4 separate regions of the Homo sapiens genome follow, and regions 2, 3 and 4 are each linked to region 1. The links are chromatin contacts, found by Hi-C or POLR2A ChIA-PET in ENCODE. All regions are on one chromosome and are shown on one strand. Each heading gives the region's core, a stretch centred on a gene start or an enhancer-like site at or near the end of the contact. The rest is flanking DNA. Distances are from core to core; before and after follow the strand shown. Region 1 overlaps LINC01844 (long intergenic non-protein coding RNA 1844). Region 2 overlaps FGF1 (fibroblast growth factor 1). Region 3 overlaps ARHGAP26 (Rho GTPase activating protein 26). Region 4 overlaps ARHGAP26 (Rho GTPase activating protein 26).

Region 1 (5,079 bases), core at 2,508-5,007:
ATTCTATATCTTGTTAGGAAAGGCTAGGCTATGCTGCAGAAACGAATAGCCCTAAAATCTCAGTGGCTTAAATGACATAAAGTTATTTTGCTTACGCTGCATGTCCAGATCAATACGAGCTGCCCCTGGCAAAGAGAAGGGGGACACAGAAAGTTGTATTCTGATACTTATAAACTACTGCCCATATTCCAATAGCTCAAACAGATCCTTAGCCACACCTAACATTAGGAAAGAGTTCTCTCGTCAGTGTTAGAATTTTTCTAATTCAAATGGATCTACCTGTGGTCAGTGGGATCTAACTGACATCTTGAACCTTTGAAATTATCTGGCTTGAAGCTGTCGAGTACTGACCAGTGATCTAGTGAAAACAAGACAGGATGGGGATTTTAAAATGCCTGCTAAGAATCTCTTTTAAGAAAAGAGTGATATTTCATCTGCTCACTATGTTCAAAATTAAACCTGTTTCATGCTTTATATTTAAGTCTTAAAATAGATACAGAAAGTTTGGACAATAGAACAGTCAAGATGCAATAGCAATGCTGATTTTTAAAATAAATGGTTAAAATAATCTTTGTAAGAATAATAGAATTACAGTGTTTTGAATTTTTCCAAGGCAGAGATCAGGACAGATGTTTCATTTGTATGCCTGTATCACTTCATTGCCTTAGTTCAGATTAATTTTGCTTATAATTTGGAAGTTGATAAACTAATCCACTTAGTTGAAGGTTGACTTCAGATCACAACTGCCAGTTAAAACACCATGAACACACTGGACTTTTCAACTGTTTTGAATGAAATGTGCAAGTGAAGCCAGCAGAAATATCACTGTAAGTCACTATTTACTGACTGCCTCGCATGTGCCTGACACTGGTTTAAGCACATTAAACACATTATCATTTACCATCTTCCCAGCAAGAGACAAGGCTGCTAAGGCTTTGAGAGCTACCATGTTCTGTTCAAGGTCACGTGGCTGATACATGTCAAAGCCAAAGCCTAATCTCAGGTTTATCTGAATCCAAAGGTCAAATTGGATTAATTCACTGCTATTGAACTGAATAGCAGTGACTTAATGAGACTGACTCCACTGAGGGAACCTCACAGATTTGGAGGAAGATTTTGACTGTATATGTGCTTATTTGACTGTTTTCCATTCGAGGAACTGAGACACGAAAAGAGTTCACTCAAGGATAAGTTGTGAGTCTTATGTCAACCAGAAATTATCTCTAGTTATTATTTCTGAAAGTGATAAAATAACATTATGTTCCAAGTCCTTGATGGAGAGCTTGATCCCTGGATTTGAGCTCTTTGAGAGCTTACTGGCCCTGGGAAAAGTATAACTGGTACTTGAGCCTTTTAGCTTATACTTCTCAGTCAGATTTTTTGAAACTTCTGTTCCTCATAAACTCAAGCCAAAGCATGACTATGCATAGAACATGCAACAGCTCTTCAGGAAGGGAAATTGCTGCCCAGGATTCCAAATTTGAAATCATGCAATGCTATTTAAAGGCTTGGCCAAACTTCAAAGTTGGTTGAATTCACTAGGGGTAACCTGGAATTTCTGTTTCCCAGAAAGGGATTTCTTGACATTTTCTCCTAACCTTGTGATGGTCCCTTATTCTGAGGACCCTATAGGATATTCACTGATTCTATAAGCATTTTTTGAGAACCTCCTCTGTGCTAGGCATGTGCTGGTAATATTGTGGTAGACAGAACATAGTGTTTGCCCTTAAGGAGCTTATAGTCTAGTCAGGAATATAGAACATGACATGGGCAATGAGTTCAGTTGTCTTTTTTTTTTTGAGCTACAATGCCACATTTAATATTCTTTCCAGTGATGCCTTGGACTAAGCAGGTACTTTCAATTTAAGGCAATGGGTCACAGTGTAAGGAAGACTTGGGGACAGATAGGGACACACAGGTAAGTGATTGGTCATGTTGCACATTAGCCCTATTACTTAACCTCACTGAGCTTCAAGTTTCCCCTCTGTAAAATGGGAATAATAATACTGGCTTTGAAGGGCACTGTAAGGATTAAATGAGGTAATACGTGTCAAACATCTATCATCGTGCCTGGTTCACAGCAAGTGCTCATAACTGTTAACACAGCCAATAAAGGTGAGAAATAGTGAGGATGTCAGTAACAATAAGAAAGAGTAAAAACTGTAACAATGAGATGGGGGTAGAAATAAAATATAGGCTGATGAGAGAAAAGGGTTCAATCACTGAAGCTATTTTCTCTGCAAGTCACCCCTTAAAATGTGTATTCGGATGCAATTTCCAGCCTTTAAAAAAATACATAAAGAGTCAACTTTTTATTAAATTTGTATGTAAAGGGCAGATATAGCTGAATGGGAGCTGGTTTAAACTGAGCCCAAACTTTTTTCCTTTTTCTTTTTTCTCTTGTCCTTTCCTTCCCTGGGTCCAGAACAATAAGCTTTGTTTAGAGGAAGAGTATTTACCCAAGGCCTGTTTCCACTTAAGATATTTCAGCAGGACAGTGAATAACCTCTTACACTATTGAGAAATTTTCACTGTCTGGAATTACTGGAACAAAGATGTCATTATTAAAACAAACTTTTGACCTTCTATAGAACGGTCACTTTAGCTACAAGAGAATCATTCACAATGGCTTTATAAGAATGGAAGCTATGACATCATTATTATATACAACACTCTATCAAAGATCTTGATTGTGAGAATCAGTTAGAATTCTTTGGTGGCAAGCAACAGAACTAACTCTGGCTCACTTAGGCAAAAGAAACAATTTATTCCAAGGCTATCAGGGTTGCTTACAGATCTGAGGGAAAGGCTGAAAAACCAGGTTTCTGAGAGCACAAGAACCAGGGCAACAGCTTAGGAAGCAGAAACTAACAGATTTTTGGGGTCACCCGTACCAGATGAATCAACTTCATTTATTTTGTCTCTGCTTCAGCTCTCTCAGTATTTAATTTCCTGGGAGAGAAAATCTGGTTGGCCAAACTTGGGTCTTGGGCCCAGGGGGCAGCCAGAGGGCAGCAGAGCACCTTGATTGACAGTCCTACAAAGCCTTCCTCCAGTCAGTGAGGGGCAGGTAGTTCCTTGAGGAAACTGAGGCTTGGCCACCCAAAGTGGGACTAGATCATGGGAAGATATCAATACTTTCATACTACGCAAGCTTCTAGGGCAGAGATATCATGGAGGAATCATCACTTTACTTAAAGGGACAACTGAGGAACTGAATTAAAGTAGTTTGCCCAGGAGCCACAGGTAGTGGCAGAAAGGAAATGTTCTGACTCCTACCAGCCAAATGGGAATTTCCCTTATTCCATCCAGTTGGCTAAAGCAGTGGTTCAGAGACTTGGCAGTGCATCAGAATTACCTGTGGAGCTTGCTAAAAATAGAGAAGCTAGGTTTGGCATAGGGCTGGGGCATCTGTATTTTTAATAAGCTTCTTGTGTGATTCTGCTTACAACCAACTTGGAGGCCCACTACATCATCAAATTTCCATAGGATCTGATATAGGAAAAGAACATTGCAGAAATAAAAATGGGATAAGGTATGATACAGTTTGAATATTTGTCCCCACCAAATCTCATGTTGAAATGTGATCCCCCAATGTTGGAAGTAGGGCCTAGTGGGAAGTGTTTGGGTCACAGAGGCAAATCTCTCATGAATGGCTTGGTGCCCTCCTTGCCATAATGAGTGAGTTCTTACTCTATTAGTTCATGCGAGAGCTGGTTGTTTAAAAAGCCTGGCGCCTCTCCTCCATCTCGCCTGCTTCCTCTCTCACCATATGACTCATCTTCTCTCCTTTCACCTTCCTCCATGAGTAAAAGCTTCCTAAAGTCCTGACCAGAAACAAATGCTGGTGCCATGCTTTTTGTACAGCCTGCAGAACCATGAGCCAAATATACTTTTCTTTATAAAGTACCCAGTCTTGGGTATTCCTTTATAGCAATGCAAAATGGATGAATTTAGTAATTTTAGGGGAAAGGTTTGGGTTTGTTGACAACATTTTTTGAGGTCCAATTTGTGTTAGCTGATTTCATGGTTTGAGGTTTGAGGGAATGTGAGGACAGGGAGAGGTCTTTCCCTATTTGTGACAAGCCTGCACCAAGTGGATCAGGCAGGTTAGGCTGTTTCCTAGAAAGCATCTACCGTTGAGCATACTAAGCATTGAGCATATTAAGCATTGAGCAAGGAGCAAGGCTGGGACCCCTCTTGGGTAGTCCTGACTATCTACAGTATTAAAGGGGGAGGATCAGATTATACGGGTAGTGTACCCAAGTGCCAAGATCTAGAATACAAAAAAGGGTTGGGAAATAGGCCTGAGCTGGCACAAACAGGAAAAGATCTGTTACCTTTATCTTGTTTCCTCACAGCTGATGAAGACAGGCTAATGCTAAGTCTCTTAACCAACCTGGAGGATGGAGAAGATGGGAGAGTGCTATTCTTCTTCTAGGAAGCTGCATTCCTCAACTCTTTACCTGGGTACTCCTATCCACCCTTCAGGTCCTTGTTTAAATATTACCTCCTCAGAGAGGCCTTCCTAACACCCTCTTCCCCCAGCTCAATCTAAACTAGGGTCCTTGCTGTTCTTTCTGTGGTCATCTGGTCTTTCCCAGAGCCAGATTCATGGACATGCAATATGTACAGTCATTCTGCACTTAGAAGGACTCCATGCTTGGTTTAATGCTCTGCTGTCACCATCCTGAAGTTCTTAATACTTTTTGAACCAGGGGTCCTCCATTTTCATTTTTCACTGGGTTCTGCAGATTATATAGCTGGTCCTGTTCTTTCCCTTTCTTGAACTTAGCACCTTTAATTGCTATTAATTTAGGTGTTAATAGTCCTAACATCTAGCTCCATGCCTCCCACTGTCATACAGGCTTGATAAACGTTGCTTAACCTTTTCAAATTATGGTTATTTGACTACTTTTGATTTACAAAAAAGCATATTCATATGATTAAACCTAAACTATTCTGGATGAATGAATAGATGAATGAATGAATGATGGAAGGAAGAAAGATACTTTGGACAAGTGCATTGTTGACCCAATATCCGCTCACCTACTTCCTTTCTAATAGAACTTAATTATG
Region 2 (5,681 bases), core at 1,376-3,875, 94 kb before region 1:
CCTCCACCAGCTCAACCTGGCGAGGATGACGAGGGGGATAATTACAACAGTCACGGCAGCCGGTAGTTGCGGCACCCTCCTCTAAGTGCCTTACAAAAATGGACTCACTTATTCCTATGAGGTAGGTGCTGTTCTGATTCCTTCAGGCAGAAGAGGAAAGGAGCACATAGAAGTGAAGGCTGTGGTCCACCAGATGCTACATGGGGTCCAGCCCTGCTGACCTCTCCAGCCCGGCCTCCCAGTCTCCCCTTCTAGCTTTGTGCATTCGCCATACCAGCCTTGATTTGGCCCCTGGGATACGTCACGTGCCTTCCTGCCACAGTTCCTTTGCACACACTCTCCTCACTGCCTGGACCACTGTTCACTGCCCCCTACAGCGAATTAACCCTGACCCATCTTTCAGATCTCAGCTGTGACTTCTTCAGGGATGTCCTCCTCTACCCCTCAGCTCTCATTGTGCTGCCTGCCTGTCTTCTACGACACCGGTTGGGGCTTAAATTCTACTTTTATTTTTGTATTTTCTGATTAAGTCAGGCTCTCCCTCCAGACCATGAGGGCAGAGGCTTGAAAGTTCCACCTTGGGCCTGGTGCCGTGGCTCACGCCTGTAATCTCAGCACTTTGGGAGGCTGAGGTGGGTGGATCACAAGTTCAAAAGATCAAGACCAGCCTGGCCAACATGGTGAAACCTCATCTCTACTAAAAATACAAAAATTAGCTGGGCGTGGTGGCGTGCACCTGTAGTCCCGGCTACTCGGGAGGCTGAGGCTGGATAATTGCTTGAACCTGGGAGGCAGAGGTTGCAGTGAGCCAAGATCATGCCACTGCACTCTAGCCTGGCAACAGAGCGAGACTCTGTCTCAAAAAAGAAAAGTTCCACCTTGTATGTAATTCTAACATCTCATTTACCATGCTGGACTGACATGATCTGTTTATTCATCTATCTCATCTTTTGGTCTGTGAATTTCCTGAGGGCAGCATCCAGGTCTTTTTCTAACACAGTGCTCAGCTCAATAAATATCTGGAGAGTTAAAATGCATTTAAGTGAACAGCATAATTTGGGAAAGGGCACATGAAATTTGGGGACTTTTGATGCAGCAAGCTCACAAAATACAATCCTTTTGTACCACCTTCTTGGAACTCAATGATTTTAGAGAGAACGTTAGCTTTAAGAAGGCAAGTTCACTTATAATGAACTGCTCGATAGTTCATTGAACTTTGGATAGTAGAAAGATTCTTACTTTTCCCAAAGAAATATCAAGCTGTGGTTATAAAGCCAAGATAAGTGAGGAAGAAAGGATGTCTGCCCCTTCGAGGTTCATCTGAAGTTTTAGCAAAAGTGGGGCATAAATAACTAGTGGAATCTTGGACATTGTGTTGCGATTTGATACCTTCCAGCCCTTGGCCTTGTGTCCTTTCCTTATCTGTCTTGGATGACATTGCCTGGCTCTTCCACCAGGGCTGCCATCTGCTGTCTTCGACTCCATGAATGTTGTGGCCTCGTTGGAAGGAAACACTCCCTCTTTAGGGTTGGCTCCTTCCAGGGGCCAATCTCCCTTTGCCTGGCGAGTGGGCCCCAGGCATTCACACGGGACTGAGAGAGAGAAAGAGGGAGAAGGGGCTTCTCTTCTACCTGCAGGAGGAGCAGGCAGGGGAGAGCAGAGGGCTGCAGGCCTGTGGCTCACCCAGCAGGGTTGATGAAGATAGAGCCAGGTAACCGCAGGCTCCCACATCCAAACAGGGCCGGGCCTCAGCTCTGGCCCACCCCAGCTCCAAGGAAAACAGTCAGTTCTTTGGAAAAACTGTTTTCGTTTATGCTGCTTCCTCCTTCCTATCATAACAGATTACAAGCATGTTCCCTGGAGGACCGAATGGTGCCTTTCAAGAAGTTAGGAAGGAGCCATTGCTGAGTTGAGAGGATTAACTTGGTTCAACGTGGTAATAGCAGCACAGGATAGATTAACTGGGAATTTGAAAGAACATGATGGAGGCTTCGGTAACCCTTTATGACGCTTGTAAAATTCCAAGCATTTTGCAATATTAACACTGCCTAGGTATCACACATAATAAGTGAAGCGGCCCTTCCCTCATCTCGTCCACCATTGAGACCTGCTCCCAGCACACTCCCCACCACACCATAGGTACTCAGCAAATAGTTGTTAAATGAATACAAGAACTATGAGGCTGACCTAAGGTTCTGACAGCTTTCCAGAGTGGACAGAAAACGTCAATCTCAGCCATACTTTGCTCACAGGCATTGGGTAATGACACATAGACCTGCTTGCTGTTCTCCTTTGGCTTCTAGATCTAGTTCTTGCTTATCCAAAATTACTAATTCCCGACAGTTAACAAACGTAACTGCAATCCCAATAGCTTAACTCAGATCTAAGAAGGGTGTTTTTAAAAACTAGTCATCAAGAAATCCTTCTTACAGAGGAGGCAGAGCCCAGAGTAACTTGAAAATATTGCACAAATATTGAGAAAGAACATCTTGGGGTTTCAGTGGCCACAGCAGAAGAAGCTGAAGGATGTGCTGATATTGGAACGGGAGAGCCAGAGCAGCTTTCCAAACACTGAAAACCCGACTTATCCTGTGGGCGGGAGCCAGGCTGGTGCAGGGGAGCCCGCAGCCAGAAGAGGGCGCTCCGAGCTCAGTGTGCTGGCCGCGCTGGTGAGATCAGAGGACCCTTGCAAAGAGACTGTTTACACTTCAGCTTTGTTTTTCCTGAGTGTTTTTGCGTTCTCTGCAAGAGTGAGGGAGGGTTTTCCTCACTCTGTGCCAAAGAATGATCTGAAAATATAATTAAACTGATGACTTCACATATTAAATACCAAGTCCTAGGAATATAATTGTTTTTAAAATTTCTAATGGACTTAAGTCTTTGATCTCCCTGAAATCTGTGAACAAATTTCCCACATCATAACTCTTTTAACACATCTAAATGTGCCCTCAGGAACCAGTATCTTCTTCCAATATTGACTCTAGCCATAGAAAATGGATGGTTAAACCGAGAAGAGCAGACTGTTACCTCTCTGAGAGTTATTTCTACCTGGTCCATCTTATCAGGTTAATAAGTGTTACTATGTATAAATATAGTAACCCACAATATCTTGATTAAAAAAAAAGCTGTTATTCAGTTGGGATACTTTAAAGCCTTGTTTTCCATTTACATGCCTCCTTGGAAATCTATCTTCTTCCCCACATTTTTCATTCCCAGTCCATAAGGGAAGAGCAGACCAATCCAAGAAGCCCTTCAAGGAAAACAGCATACTTATGTGTAGACCCCGTGACTGACAACTCCAGCATTAAGAATTTGTCCTATAGAAGGACTCACACAAGTGCCCAAACATCAATGCATGAAATTCACTGCAGTGCTGTTTGTAATAGTGAAAATTTGGAAACAATGTTGCTTCAGAATGGAGTGATAAAATAAGTTATGGGTCTAAGCAAATAGCAGGCAGCCATAAGAAAAAGAGCACTAGACACACATGTACACATATGAGTGGGGAAAAGGAAGCCTCAGGACAATATATCCAGAATTATCCCATGGCTTAATTTAAAAATCATATATCTATGTGTAGACACATAGATAGAAAACTGAAAAAATGATTACCCCTGGGGAGTGGGATGGGGTGGCTGAGGAGGAACTCACATTTTATTTTGTTACTGCAGGTATTTTTTTTTATTTTTATTTTTATCTTTTTTGGGACAGAGTTTCGCTTTTGTTGCCCAGGCTGGAGTGCAATGGCGAGATCTTGGCTCACTGCAACCTCCACCTCCCAGGTTCAAGCGATTCTCCTGCCTCAGCCTCCTGAGTAGCTGGGATTATAGGCATGTGCCACCACGCCCAGCTAATTTTGTATTTTTAGTAGAGATGGGGTTTCACCATATTGGCCAGGCTGGTCTTGAACTCCTGACCTCAGGTGATCCACCTGTCTCAGCCTCCCAAAGTGTTGGGATTACAGGTGTGAGCCACCGCACCCAGGCCTACTGCAGGTATTTTCTAATGTAAAGGAAAAAACAACAACTTTTCAAGAGGGCAAGGATGCTGTCCACTGAATCTTTCCCTTCAGCCCCCAAACTTGCTAAGTTCTCTCTCCCTGGAGAATCTTGCCCATCCACCTGCTCCCGCCCCGTTCTCTGCTTCTCTGCACAGCCCAGCTTTCTGAAGGATGTCAGCACCCCCCCAACACCTCTCAGGCATCCCCAGCCCTCTGCAGTACCCCATCTAGCCCACCCCTCCACCAAAACAACCTTGGAAAAGCTTGTCCATGGTCTCCTCCCACACCTGATTGCGGTGGCCTGAGGCCGTGTGGTCAGCTGTGAATGTTGTTCTTTTTTGACTTGACTTTTACTGATTCAGAGATTCCTGCTATCTGGGTTCCCTTTAACCCCCAGGAGACCTGGTCCACCACACTCGCCATGCTGCTGGCTGCTGGCTGCGGCTGCGGCCGAGTGTCTGCCCAAGACTGGGTCTCTACCACATTCTCTGCTGGACTCTCAGCCCAGTGGGCAGCGGAACTTTCCAACCCACTCTGGACAATTCTTGCCCCTCTGGTTTCAATAATAACGCTGGTGTCTGGGTCTTCTTTCTCCTTCTCTTGCTTAGTATCTTGCCCTGGCTTCTCTGCCTTTCACCACCTTTTGGAGTGTGGTGTCCTCAGGGGCCTGTCCTAGGTGGTTCTGTCTTAAATGCATATATGCTCTCTGGGAGTGCTGGTCTGCCTCACATTCTACCCAGGACTCCCAAATCCTGCCCTGTGCCTCCACCCTGGTCTTTGCATTCAAAGCTCCCATCACCTCCAAGAAATCTTCCAGGACATTCTGCAGATAACAGCCCACGGTGGACGTCTTGCATTCTCCTTCTTCCATTGCCTTTGCTTAATTAATGACAGTGCAGTGGTTACAAAATAGCCCAAGCCACTTAATATGCCCTAGTCATATTCCCTTTCCCTCACTCCCACAGGCATCTCCAAATGATTCTACCTAAATATTTCTTAAATATTCCTTCCATCAGTGTCTCAGGTCAGGCCAGCAAATTCTCAAGCCTTATCCATGGCAATTGCTTCTAGTTTTTCTCTCTGTAGCTTATTCCCCTTACCTCATTCACAACATGGCCATCCTTGGCTTCCCATTCACAGATCTGTTCATGCCTTGCCCCTGATCACATTTCCTGTTATTTCTCACTGCCTAAAGGCCAAAGGCCAAACTTCTTAGCATGGCATTCAAGGCTCTTGACTATCTGGTTGCAACTTTTTTTCATTCAATCAACAAACTAAGCACCCAGGATGTGTCATGCCTTGGAGATACCTTTGTGAATAAGAGAGTGTGGCTCATGCCCTTATGGGACCACATTGTAGTGGGGCTTCACAGGCAGCAGACACACACACGCACACACTCACGAGTTAAAGGACAAAGAAAGAAAAATTGTCAGTTGTGTTTTGGAGGATATTTCCTTCGGTATCAAGGAACTGAGGTAGAAAAATAGAGTAAGACCGACTAGCAAGACTCCTTGAAGAGGTGACATTTAAGTTGAGATTTGAAGGAAGAGAAAGTATAGGCTGCGGAGAGTTGCCGTCCTGGTACCTGTGTGCATGGTGCTCTGGGGATGCTTCTGCCGTGATCATGAACTCTTCCAGGGGAGGAACTGCCAGGTCACTTGAGTCCCCAGTGCCTGGCATG
Region 3 (5,337 bases), core at 1,301-3,800, 73 kb after region 1:
TCTGGATTACACAAACTGATGTTACCTGAACAGGAAGAGTAGTCATATATAGGTGATAGGGGAGATGATTTTAGGTGTACAGTGACACAATGTTTTATACTGATAATTATATGCTGTATTTGGAAAACTTATAACTAAGGATCAAACCCACAATTTCACAATCATTACATAGAAAATTTACTTTCATTATAGATGTAAGTAATAATGAGTTTCTTATAAAAATTTACATAGTATGGACTTGATTTTTTTTTTAAAGTGAAGGTGGGATAATTGAATGATGAAAGTTAAGAAGCCCTGACTGGTGTTGCATACACCAGGGTTCTTACCTGTGAACCTGTGGGAAGACTTCAGGAGGCCTGTGAAGCCCTTGAAGTTGTAGACAACATTTTGGATTTACTTACCGGTCTGCCGTTGTTTGTGGAGGAGGGAGAGTGAGTCATCGCTTGGTTTAGAAATTTAGTGTTGGAACTTTCTGGGGGTTATTTATTAAAGGTTCCAATTTCCTTCCCCAGAGATTTTGATGTAGCAGTGGAAATGGAATCCACGAATGTGCATTTCACATGCATTTAGATGAGGAGTGCAGGTGGTTCTCAGACCTCACATTGAGGAACACTGCTTATCAAGAGTTTCAGGAGACCCCAACGTTGAGAATTCAGTTCTGAGCCATCCCAACTTCTTAGGATTGTTGTGCGGTGGTTAAAACTTTCTTGTTAAGAGTTTTTGAGATCTTTGGACGAAAGGTTTCTGGATAAATTTATATCACAAATTAGTAAGGGTTTCATAGTAAGGTGGCTTTCTTTTCCCTGATCAGTCATTTTGTGGTTGGGTTTGATCTTTTTAGTCCAAGATGCTTAAAAAAACAAAAAAACAAACAAAAAAAACCCACCTAAGGCTCATATTGAACATTGCCATCCTGGAGCTGAAGGCGGTAGAATAACTTCAATTCAGTGTTAGAGAGAGACAATCACAAGTGTTTGTGAGCGGCTACGATGGCCTCCAGCATGGTTCTCAAACAGCAGGGGTGTATCTGTGCAGCAGTGGGATGGGCAGAGCTGGACCTTGCCCTAGACATGCAGAGCAGCAGTTACACTCTTCCATTTAGAAAACAAAAGCCTTTTCTTTTGAATGGATCTTGATCTTTGCATGTTCATAAAGGCCATAATAATAAAACATAAGAATGAAACATTTTTAAGCAATTGCAATGTGTCAGGCACATCACGTATGCATTTTCTTATTTTTCCCGGAACATTATGAAGTGGAGTCTATTCTTGATTGCATTTCATAGACAAGGAAACTCAGACTTCAAGGGTAACTAGGTAGGACAGCCAAGATGACTAGCCTTCTGTCCCTCCACCTCCGCTAGAAATCAAATTACCCGGGAAGGCAATGCCAGGTAGTGGTGGGATTAAGTAGCTTTTGCTCTGCTTAGAGCAGACAGGATGCCAGGAATGAGGACTCCTTGAGGTGGAACTCAAGTGGAAGATGAGTAAACTATATCTTAGAGCTATATTACAGAGCTTCTTGGTATTCTGTTTTTATTTTCCTTTTATTATCCCCTATCTTTAAGGCATCTTAACTATGTTTCTGTGGACCAAGAGAAGAGCGGGTGAATTACTCACACATGGGCCAAAGTGATCAAAGGAGTGCATCTCTCTATTCCACCCCAAGCTAGTTTGGTGTTGGCAGCAGTTGGCAGGCTTCCTAAGGTAGAGTGGTTTTTTTTTTTTTTTTTTTTTTTTTTTAAACTTGGCATTTCAAGGACTGCCTTACAGAGGTGGGAGGTTCTTTTGATGGCCCATAGTAGAGTTTGGAAATTTTGTGTGTGTATTCCCATACCTGCAAGTGCACTCTTACATTTTTCTAGGTGGTAGAGTCCTTGACTTCCATTATAGTCTCAGAGTCATCTGTAACCCTGAAAAGATACCTTACAGCAAGGGGAATGTTTTATTGCTGGGCCATGGCTGGGAATTATCATTCCTGGACCAGCACCATCAACATCGTCTGGGAATTTGTTAGAAATTCAGAATCTTGGGCCCCATCTGGTAGCTGCAGAATTGGAACTGGCATTTTAACAAGATACCCAGGTGATTTATCTACACATTAAAATTTGAGAAACACTTGGACTGAGTAACCCTTCCCATTTGGTGACAATTTCCAGTGCCAACTCTGTGTAGGAGGAATTTTTATTAAGAAAAGCCATCTTTCCTTACAGCTTTGTTTAGAAAGTAGGGTGCCTCTGGTAAGTGTAATAGTTCTCATCTTTGCCCCTTACGTATTGGTGCTCAGCTGCTTATAAATTGAGTCAGATCTAGATAAAGGAATTTTTGTCCTACATAGATTAATTGACATGAGCTGTTAGGTTGGCCATAAAGGGCTGACCCAGCCCTTTGAGGGAAATAAAAAGTTAGAGATGACAAACTATTAACCTGTTAAACATACTCCAATCCCCCATAAAGCTGTTCTTCTAAGAGTTCATTGGTGGGTTTAAGGAAATGATTGCACTGGCTTCTCAACTTGTCATGATTACCTTGGAACAGTCTTTACTGGTCTCTCTTCTTCCTCTTCTTGCCTTTTGCCTAGAATTGACTCACTCTCCATCTTTCTATCACACTAACTGTTTGATGAATCATCAACAGTAGGGCAGTTTAGTCTTAATTTGCTCAGAGTGCTGCCTGATGACTCAGACTCACAGTTAATAAATGCAGCATCTTTAGTTTTGTGATTATATGTTTTCTGGTGACATACATGCTGGGCTCTGTTAATCTCGAAAGGGGAAGGCTATCTTCATTTTGGCATGCTTTGATCTGGCAGCTCCTCCAGTTAATGCTGAACTTTAGCTCACTGTTGAACATTAACTCTCTGTGAGTGTGTTGGCAAGAGATCTGCAGGGTTAAATCTCGGTATAATTCCTAAATAGGAAACAAGTATAATGTGGTACTGGAGATACATACACAAATACACACACATGGTGTTTGTGTACATATTTATCAGATACCATATATATATATAGCTGATATATATGTATATGTATAATATATATACACATATATCTCACCATGTGTGTGTATGCACACACACCATACATATATGTATATTCATGTCACAATTAAAGTCCATTCTAAATTACAGTAAAGCATTCGAATGGTTGGATTGTGTGTGCTTCTTACTGGTCTTCATCTGGAACCTTGGACATTATATTGGTTATATGACAGTCTCTCCAGTGGAGGAGTTGTTGAAGGCTAAACCCCATATTATTCCCTTTATATCCCTAACCTCTAGCCTGGTGCCAGGCACGTGGGAGACCAGTCAGTAAATAGTTGCTGAGTGATGGATGAACCATCTAGGGATCAATAACTGTGCTGGTTTACCAGTGAGCCCTTATTTATTGAAATATGAATGATGTTGATAATAGCAGCTATCATTTATTGTATGCTTACCATCAAATAGGCACTTTAAATACATTTCATTGTATAATTCAATAACCTTATAGGGCAAGGGGCATCACTATTCCCATTTTACAGCTGAGTTTCTTATAAAGTAACTTGGTCAGTGTCATTCAGCTGGTGAAGGTGGAGCTGAGGGTGGAGCTGAGGATTGGACCCTTGGGCCTCTGGCATGGAAGCTCGTGCTAAACACATGAGCATTTAATTCTCTTCAGGTAAGGACACTGACCTGTAGAAAGGGATAGGAAGCAGCAAGCCATGGCTTCTGCATGGCTCCTGTAACATGATCAGTATATGCAGATTACAAATGTTGGCTACCCCAGTGCCTGGTGCTCCTCCCTTCATTCAGTGTGCCCCTCCCTTCTGTGTTTTTTTTTCTTTCTCTTCTTCCCTGCAGAAATAAAGCCACAGACATCTGAATGTGTTCCCACTTCTCCCATTGTCCACCCTAAAGCCTGGCTCTTGGGACTGTGTGACGTTATACACCACTCTTTTTGTTTTTGGAACAAACTCTGTTACTCTGCCGTTTGCTGGTGTTATGGCAAACTAATCTCAAAGCACTGATCATAAGCAAGTACTATAAGAAAAAAAAAATCCTGTTTCCTTCCTCAAGGTGTAGGACCAAGGGTCTGGTTTGAAAAGTATTTTTATTTTTTAGATTTTGCTAAAAATCAGTGTCCTGCTGTCTTACTGAAATATGAATGTCACGGTGTGTGTGTTAACAAGTATTTGATGGCAATAATTGCTTTTGACAGATTATAGCTTGCTGATGGTTATTTAAAGGCAGTCTTTCCTTAGGCTACTTCTGTCTACCACTGCTTTGGGTAAAATGATTTGTTCTCTCATAAGGCCTGTCGTGACAGAATTTTCACTTTTTAAAAGTGGTCGTCTTATTTGTAAAACTGAAAAGATCTTTTCTTTCAGTGGTTTATAGACAAATAACAAAGCAATGGATGAGTACTGTAAAAGTTTGGGGACGACTTCACTTATTTTTGTGTGTTCCAGGGCTGGATGTGACTCATGCACATTTGGGGACCAGCTCCACAATGGGTTTCACACCATAATTTTTTGTTTGTGGAACACTGTATGAGTTTCAGTATGTTGTGTGTATGTGTGTGTGTGTGTACATTTGCTGCAGTTCGCGTTCCCATGCTCTGTGTCTTAACAGCTGTGTCCTGGGATGTTCTTGCAATCCAGGTTCTTGAGGATGTGTTGTTGCTTGCTGAGTGGAGCTCTGCTAGTTGCTCTTGCATTGGGCAAAATCGGAATATTAAAAAATCCCCAAGAGCTAAGCATGGAGTAGGAAGCATAGTTCCTGAGGGTCGTCCCTATCAAACACCACACCCTGGTTCTCTAAGACAGGACAGAGCTGGAAGTGTGTGGTCCCCAAGGCTCAGTACTTACTGGTTTAGCTGACATCCCACAGGCAAGGCTGCAGCCCTAGCATCAGCAGCTGTATAAGCTCCAGAGTGGGTGTCCCGGCAAGAGAGCCAGACAGGTGATTTGTTAAATTATTACCTGTGTGTAGCTTCTTGCCCCTGGTGCCAGGCAGCATGGAGCTCGGCAGGATTAAAAGGAGGTTGATTACACAGCCAGCAAAGGTAGGAGGTGAGACTGCCAGCTGCTACTGTGCTTAACTCTTGAGACACCCACAGAAAATGGTCCCTGCAGCTGTGTCTCTGTGGGACTTAAGAACATATAGGGAATGAGAGATCCAAACACAATGCATTGACAATGATAGGATTTCCTAGGAAGCCTTATTAATGGGCAGGGCACCAAGAGTGCCACGGAAGGGGCTAGGCTTTCAGCAAAATGTGCAGGAACTATGTTTCAGGAGTGGGGGAGAATCTGGCAAATGTTAAATATATATTGAGGATCATCTGTCCTCTGCTAC
Region 4 (5,007 bases), core at 757-3,256, 96 kb after region 1:
AAGCAACTAATGTAGGGTTCATCCACATAAAGATGATACCTTTGATTGCTAAGGCATGCTGTTTCACTAGATTGTCATGATTACAATGATGCCTACCATTCATTGAGTGCTTACTCCGTGCCAGACATGCCAGGCAAACCCACGTGCTTTGCACATTTTGCCTCCTTTTAATCTCAGTGACATACCTATGGAGTAGTGACGTATAATCCCTGTTTTTCTGCAAGGAAGCTGAGGGTTTTATGGTACCACTACACTTCCTTATGGCGTGTTTTTTTTTGATGATTAAAACATTTCTCAGTATGAGTTGTATGAAGACATGGGGCACGGTGGATATAGTAGAAAAAGCATTGAATTATAAGTCAGGTTCTAACCAATCTCTCATAACCTCTACCTTCTTTCCTTCCACTTTTCCTTTTAGTTTATAAAATCTGGGGCTTGATCTGCAGAAGGTGACACTGTGATATGGTGATGAAGAGCCTGAGCTTTGGCTTCATGCATTCTTAGGGCTGAGTCCTGGCTCTGCCATTTGTTAGTTATGGGGTCTTGGGAAGTGGTGTGCTCCTGAGCCTTGGTTTCCTCATCTAGAGATGATAACTGTCTCCTTCCATTGTTGTGGGGACTAAGTGAGTTAATATATAATAAGATACTTGACAAGTATCATTACATGTGAGCTAAAAGTGAGTTTTTTTTTTTTTTTTTTGAGACAGAGTCTTGCTCTATTCCCCAGGCTAGAGTGTAGTGGCACGATCTCGGCTCACTGCAACCTCCACTTCTGGGTTTGAGCGATTCTCATGCCTCAGCCTCCTGAGTAGCTGGGATTATAGGTACCCACCACCACACCTGGCTGATTTTTGTATTTTTAGTAGAGATGGGGTTTCGCCATATCGACCAGGCTGGTCTCAAACTCCTGACCTCAGGTGATCCGCCTGCCTCGGCCTCCCAGAGTGCTGGGATTACAGGTGTGAGCCACAGTGCCCAGTGCTTTATATTAGTCTTTCTCAGACATTCTTGTTTTCCATGAATGAGTTAGCAGTTTTAAAGCTTTTTTTTTTTTCTTTTTGAGGGTAGTGTCAAAGACTTTGAAATATGATGAAAGTTCAGGACAATTTCCCAAGAAAAAGCCTCTTTACCCAAAATTCATTTTCAATTTCAGAGGGTTCAGGGCCAGGACCTTCTAGAGCTCTTTGAGAACTCCAGAATAAGAACTCTTTTAGGCTGGGCGTAGTGGCTCACGTCTGTAATCCCAGCAGTTTGGGAGGCCAAGGCGGTGGATCACCTGAGGTCAGCAGTTTGAGACCAGCCTGGTCAACATGATGACATCCTGTCAATATAAAAATTAGCCGGGCCTGGTGGTGGGCTCCTATAATCCCAGCTACTTGGGAGGCGGAGGCAAGAGAATCGCTTGAATCTGGGAGGTGGAGGTTGCAGTGAGCCGAGATCACACCACTGCACTACAGCTGGGACAACAGAGTGAGACTGCGTCTCAAAAAAAAAAAAAAAAAGAACTCTTTTAATTGATTGTAGGATGGTAGCCCCCGTTTTGCAGGCTATTCCTCCCCTGCTCTCTGATGCCTGCTGAACTTAACTGAGACCAGCACGTGTGGAGGAGCCCTCTGTGAGGACTGGAGGGATGCACTTCCTTTTCGTCTTCTCCTCCGTTCGCTAGTGAGCAGACTCCTGATTTCTTGGCCTGTGTTGCTGCCCAGAACAAGCACCAGGAATATCCTGAGGAGCTGCAGCTCTTGAGGGAGGCTGCTACGAGAGCAGGGAAAATCAGTCTTTCTCTTCCTCAGTTGGGTTATTTCAGGGATGAGAGGAGAGGGAGCAGCAAAGACTCTGGGATTTTAGGAAGAACCAAGCTACTGTGTGTTGATCGTCTGTTCTGTACCAGGAACTGTGTCTAGGTGGTTTGCATTCATTATTTCTCATCCTTAGAAGAATGCTTCCGGGTGGGTATTTGTTATCACCCTGCTTCACAGATGAGGAAGCTGAGTCTCAGAGCAGTTAAGAATAGCAAATGTCCAAGGTGGGAGTCAGGTCAGCTCTCTGAAATCATGGAGGTCTTCTGTGCCATGCAGTTCCCCTAGATGGAGTCAGGCCTCTGGGGTAAAGGGTGACTTCACGCCCTTTGCTGATAAAGGAAATGCTTTTCCTTCTGGTGGCCAGACATCCGCAGTTACTGTCTTTGTTATGTGCTCTAGGTGGCCTTCTCAGTGCTGAACTGCAGACCCGTGTATTTTTAGAAAAGGAAGAGGCTTCTGTGTGTACTGTTTATGTACAGACACATATCAGCTTCTCAGTACTAAAATCAGCTAAAGCAGCTGAGTGTCAGCTCTGGCTGGTGTCCAGATAACTGGCGGCCCTGTCTTCTGGCTGGCAGGTCCTCACCATGATGGCTTCAGGGACATGACTGACCCCTCACATCTCTCTTCTTGATAGACTAAGCTCTGAGTCCCCACAGAGACCTGCCTCTACTTCCTCCCCAAGCTCAGCTCTTGGCTTGTCAGCAGTTGGTCAGGCTGCATCCTTTTCTTTTTTTCCATTTCCCTGCCTGCATTTTCTCCTTGTTTCCTCACCCACACTTCACTCACATGCCTTTTTTTCCCCTGTGAGACCAATCACGTTTTGATTTTTTTGTTGTTATGGTCAAAGAGGTTTATTTTGTGCACCGCAGTGAAACTGGCTACCTAAGGTATCCATGTGTGAAAGCCACGCATTAGTTTCAAGGGAGGGCAGTGTACTGCAGCGTTTGGGTCTCTGTATCACCATTGTCTGCTCACATTTATAGCTGACTCATGTTGAGTTATATGCCAGACGCTGGCTTTGTGTATTACCTGTTGGGCCACAGTTACCTGTGTGAGGGTGGTTCTGGTATTATCTCACGGGCCTGAGACCTTTCCAAGGTCACATGGCTGGAGTTGTATCCAAGCTCAGAGGGGTGCCGAGGTATATGTGTCGGGTGAGGAGGAGTCACCAGTGCATAGGTGGGAGGGTGGGGCATGCCACCTTTCGTGCCTGTCTCTTGCTCCCAGGGGAATGTCTTTTGGTGTGGCCCAGGTGAGCCAGAATTTCAGGTCTTTTTGAGGATTAGTCTGTTTGACCTTCTTCTCCTCTCTGGCAAAGAGGATTTGGATGGGATTTCCCTTCAGTGGGGATTTTATCTTAGTAAGGGCTGCAGAACTGGGCCTGCTGCTTCTAGGATGTGCTATGTCATTCCTGCTCACTCCTCTGCTGTGACCACCCCTGCCACTTCCCCTTTATACCCCAGAATGAAGACTGCATCTCATAGACATTTGGGAGCAAAAGAGACTTACATTTTGTGCTGTCCTGTGAGAATCTATATATAGGATGTTGAGTAACCACTTGTAAGACACTTTGGTATCTTATTTGAGTAGTTTGGCAGATGTCCTTTAGTCTTGTTTTCTCTTTCTTCATTCATTAATTCAATATGTATTGATTAGTATGCTTAAAGCATACATGTATGTGAATAACTCTCCCTTAAAGGAGGATACCATGGGGGGACAGTGAGATCCAGAACCACTCGGTGTGCTAAGGACTTTTCACGTCTTATCTCAGAACAACCTTATGAGGTGGGTAGGAAACCTAAGAAGGGGTCTGTGAAAAAATGGGTAGCGGGGGGTGATTCATGAAGGGCCCCATGTGGGGCTGCCAGAGTGAGAATCTCAGCTCTGTTGCTTGCTCTCGGTGCACCTTGGGCAAATCACTGTGCCTCTCTCACCTTCTGTTTTCTCATCTGTGAAACGGGGATAACAGTGCCTGTCTCATGGGATTTTGAGAGTCAAATGAAACAATGTTTGTAAATTTCACAGCATTTCTCTGATACACAGTAAGATCTCAATAAAAGGTGGCTATTTTTAAAATTACTATTATTAGGTACTGTTATCTCCTTGTTTTCAATATACAGAACCTGAGCCTTGGGGAAGCTGCCTCAGCTTAGGTCACACAGCGAATACAGCAAAGGATGGAGATGTCTTTTTTTTTTTTGAGACGGAGTTTTGCTCTTGTTGCCCGGGCTGGAGTGCAATGGCGCGATCTCGGCTCACAGCAACCTCTGCCTCCCGGGTTCAAGCCATTCTCCTGCTTCAGCCTCCGGAGTAGCTGGGATTACAGGCATGCGCCACCATGCCTGGCTAATTTTGTATTTTTAGTAGAGACGGGGTTTCTCCATGTTGGTCAGGCTGGTCTCAAACTCCGGACCTCAGGTGATCCGCCCACCTCGGCCTCCCAAAGTGCTGGGATTATAGGCGTGAGCCACCGTGCCCGGCCAGGATGATGATGTCTTAACTGCCATTAGGTGGCACAAATAGAGTGCCACGAAGAGGCTCAAGGGAGAGAAGCAGCACCTGTGTTGTATGGGTGGTGGGCAGTGCTGCAGGTGGACTGGCGTGGGCCTGGGAGGACTCCATGGATGAGATGGCATTTGGAGGTTTGGCCCATCTGGACACCTGGAGGTGGGGAAGTGCAACATTGCTGGTGGAGTGAACATCAGGGAAGATACTCAGGGTTGAGAATTGGGTTGTGTGTGAGCTCAGGCATCCTGATTCAGAGCAGAGGTGGGGCTGTGTAAGCCCATGAGGGCAGGGGCTGGGCTGGGTTAGTTCTGTCCTAGAAGAGTGCCTACCACCTGGGAGGGGCTCCACACACAGTTGTTCAATCCAATTGAATGGCAGTGTCTGAAGGTGGCAAGCTTTAGTTGGTGAAGGGGAGTGATCTGGGAGAAAGGAATTTTGAACTTCAGTTGGAGAAGTTGATTTCTGCCCACAGTGAGACGTGGAATTCTTTCATTTGTATTGCAAAAGGCTAGCTCTCTCAGCCGCCTGGTATTAAACTGTAAGTTGCTCTAGACACTAGTTTTGGTTTTATCTGGACAGTGAATCTGATACTCTCTGAGCTGTTTGGTCAACATTGCTTATGGTAATAGGAGATTACAGGACTGGGTGGCCATCACTCCCCGGGGTCTTTTAAATTTAAGACCACAGAACCTTG

Evidence for each region. Hi-C counts contacts between places; a loop is a spot of excess contacts on that map. ChIA-PET counts read pairs that join two places held with the same protein, here RNA polymerase II (POLR2A). Pooled maps may share reads with other maps.
Region 2: a loop to region 1 is called in a pooled map, with 4 times the contacts of the local background. The contact joins two enhancer-like sites. A Hi-C loop is called at or near these places in 3 of 50 pooled maps. POLR2A ChIA-PET finds 5 or more read pairs at or near these places in 2 of 52 experiments (IMR-90 and activated CD4-positive, alpha-beta T cell).
Region 3: a pooled map shows a loop between it and region 1 (2.9-fold over the local background). The contact joins two enhancer-like sites. A Hi-C loop is called at or near these places in 3 of 50 pooled maps. POLR2A ChIA-PET finds 5 or more read pairs at or near these places in 5 of 52 experiments (HEK293, HepG2, OCI-LY7 and 2 more).
Region 4: a loop to region 1 is called in a pooled map, with 1.9 times the contacts of the local background. The contact joins two enhancer-like sites. A Hi-C loop is called at or near these places in 2 of 50 pooled maps. POLR2A ChIA-PET finds 5 or more read pairs at or near these places in 5 of 52 experiments (HepG2, MCF 10A, OCI-LY7 and 2 more).

The regions. Positions count from the first base shown.
Region 1 is chr5:142,745,759-142,750,837 of GRCh38, forward strand. All of the region lies in intron 1 of LINC01844 (long intergenic non-protein coding RNA 1844), which reads left to right. Among named protein-coding and RNA genes, the nearest start is that of LINC01844, 2.7 kb to the left of the region's middle. Within about 2 kb of position 3,758, at least 3 of the 41 ENCODE cell types and tissues checked have a DNase peak (open chromatin) inside an H3K27ac peak, as active enhancers do; they include PC-3, where a contact is called at or near this core.
Region 2 is chr5:142,653,231-142,658,911 of GRCh38, forward strand. All of the region lies in intron 1 of FGF1 (fibroblast growth factor 1), which reads right to left. Among named protein-coding and RNA genes, the nearest start is that of FGF1, 30 kb to the right of the region's middle. RefSeq lists an enhancer at 2,514-2,808 and a silencer at 2,677-2,726. Within about 2 kb of position 2,626, at least 5 of the 41 ENCODE cell types and tissues checked have a DNase peak (open chromatin) inside an H3K27ac peak, as active enhancers do.
Region 3 is chr5:142,819,586-142,824,922 of GRCh38, forward strand. All of the region lies in intron 1 of ARHGAP26 (Rho GTPase activating protein 26), which reads left to right. Among named protein-coding and RNA genes, the nearest start is that of ARHGAP26-AS1, 47 kb to the right of the region's middle. Within about 2 kb of position 2,551, at least 6 of the 41 ENCODE cell types and tissues checked have a DNase peak (open chromatin) inside an H3K27ac peak, as active enhancers do; they include PC-3, where a contact is called at or near this core.
Region 4 is chr5:142,843,370-142,848,376 of GRCh38, forward strand. All of the region lies in intron 1 of ARHGAP26 (Rho GTPase activating protein 26), which reads left to right. Among named protein-coding and RNA genes, the nearest start is that of ARHGAP26-AS1, 23 kb to the right of the region's middle. Within about 2 kb of position 2,007, at least 18 of the 41 ENCODE cell types and tissues checked have a DNase peak (open chromatin) inside an H3K27ac peak, as active enhancers do.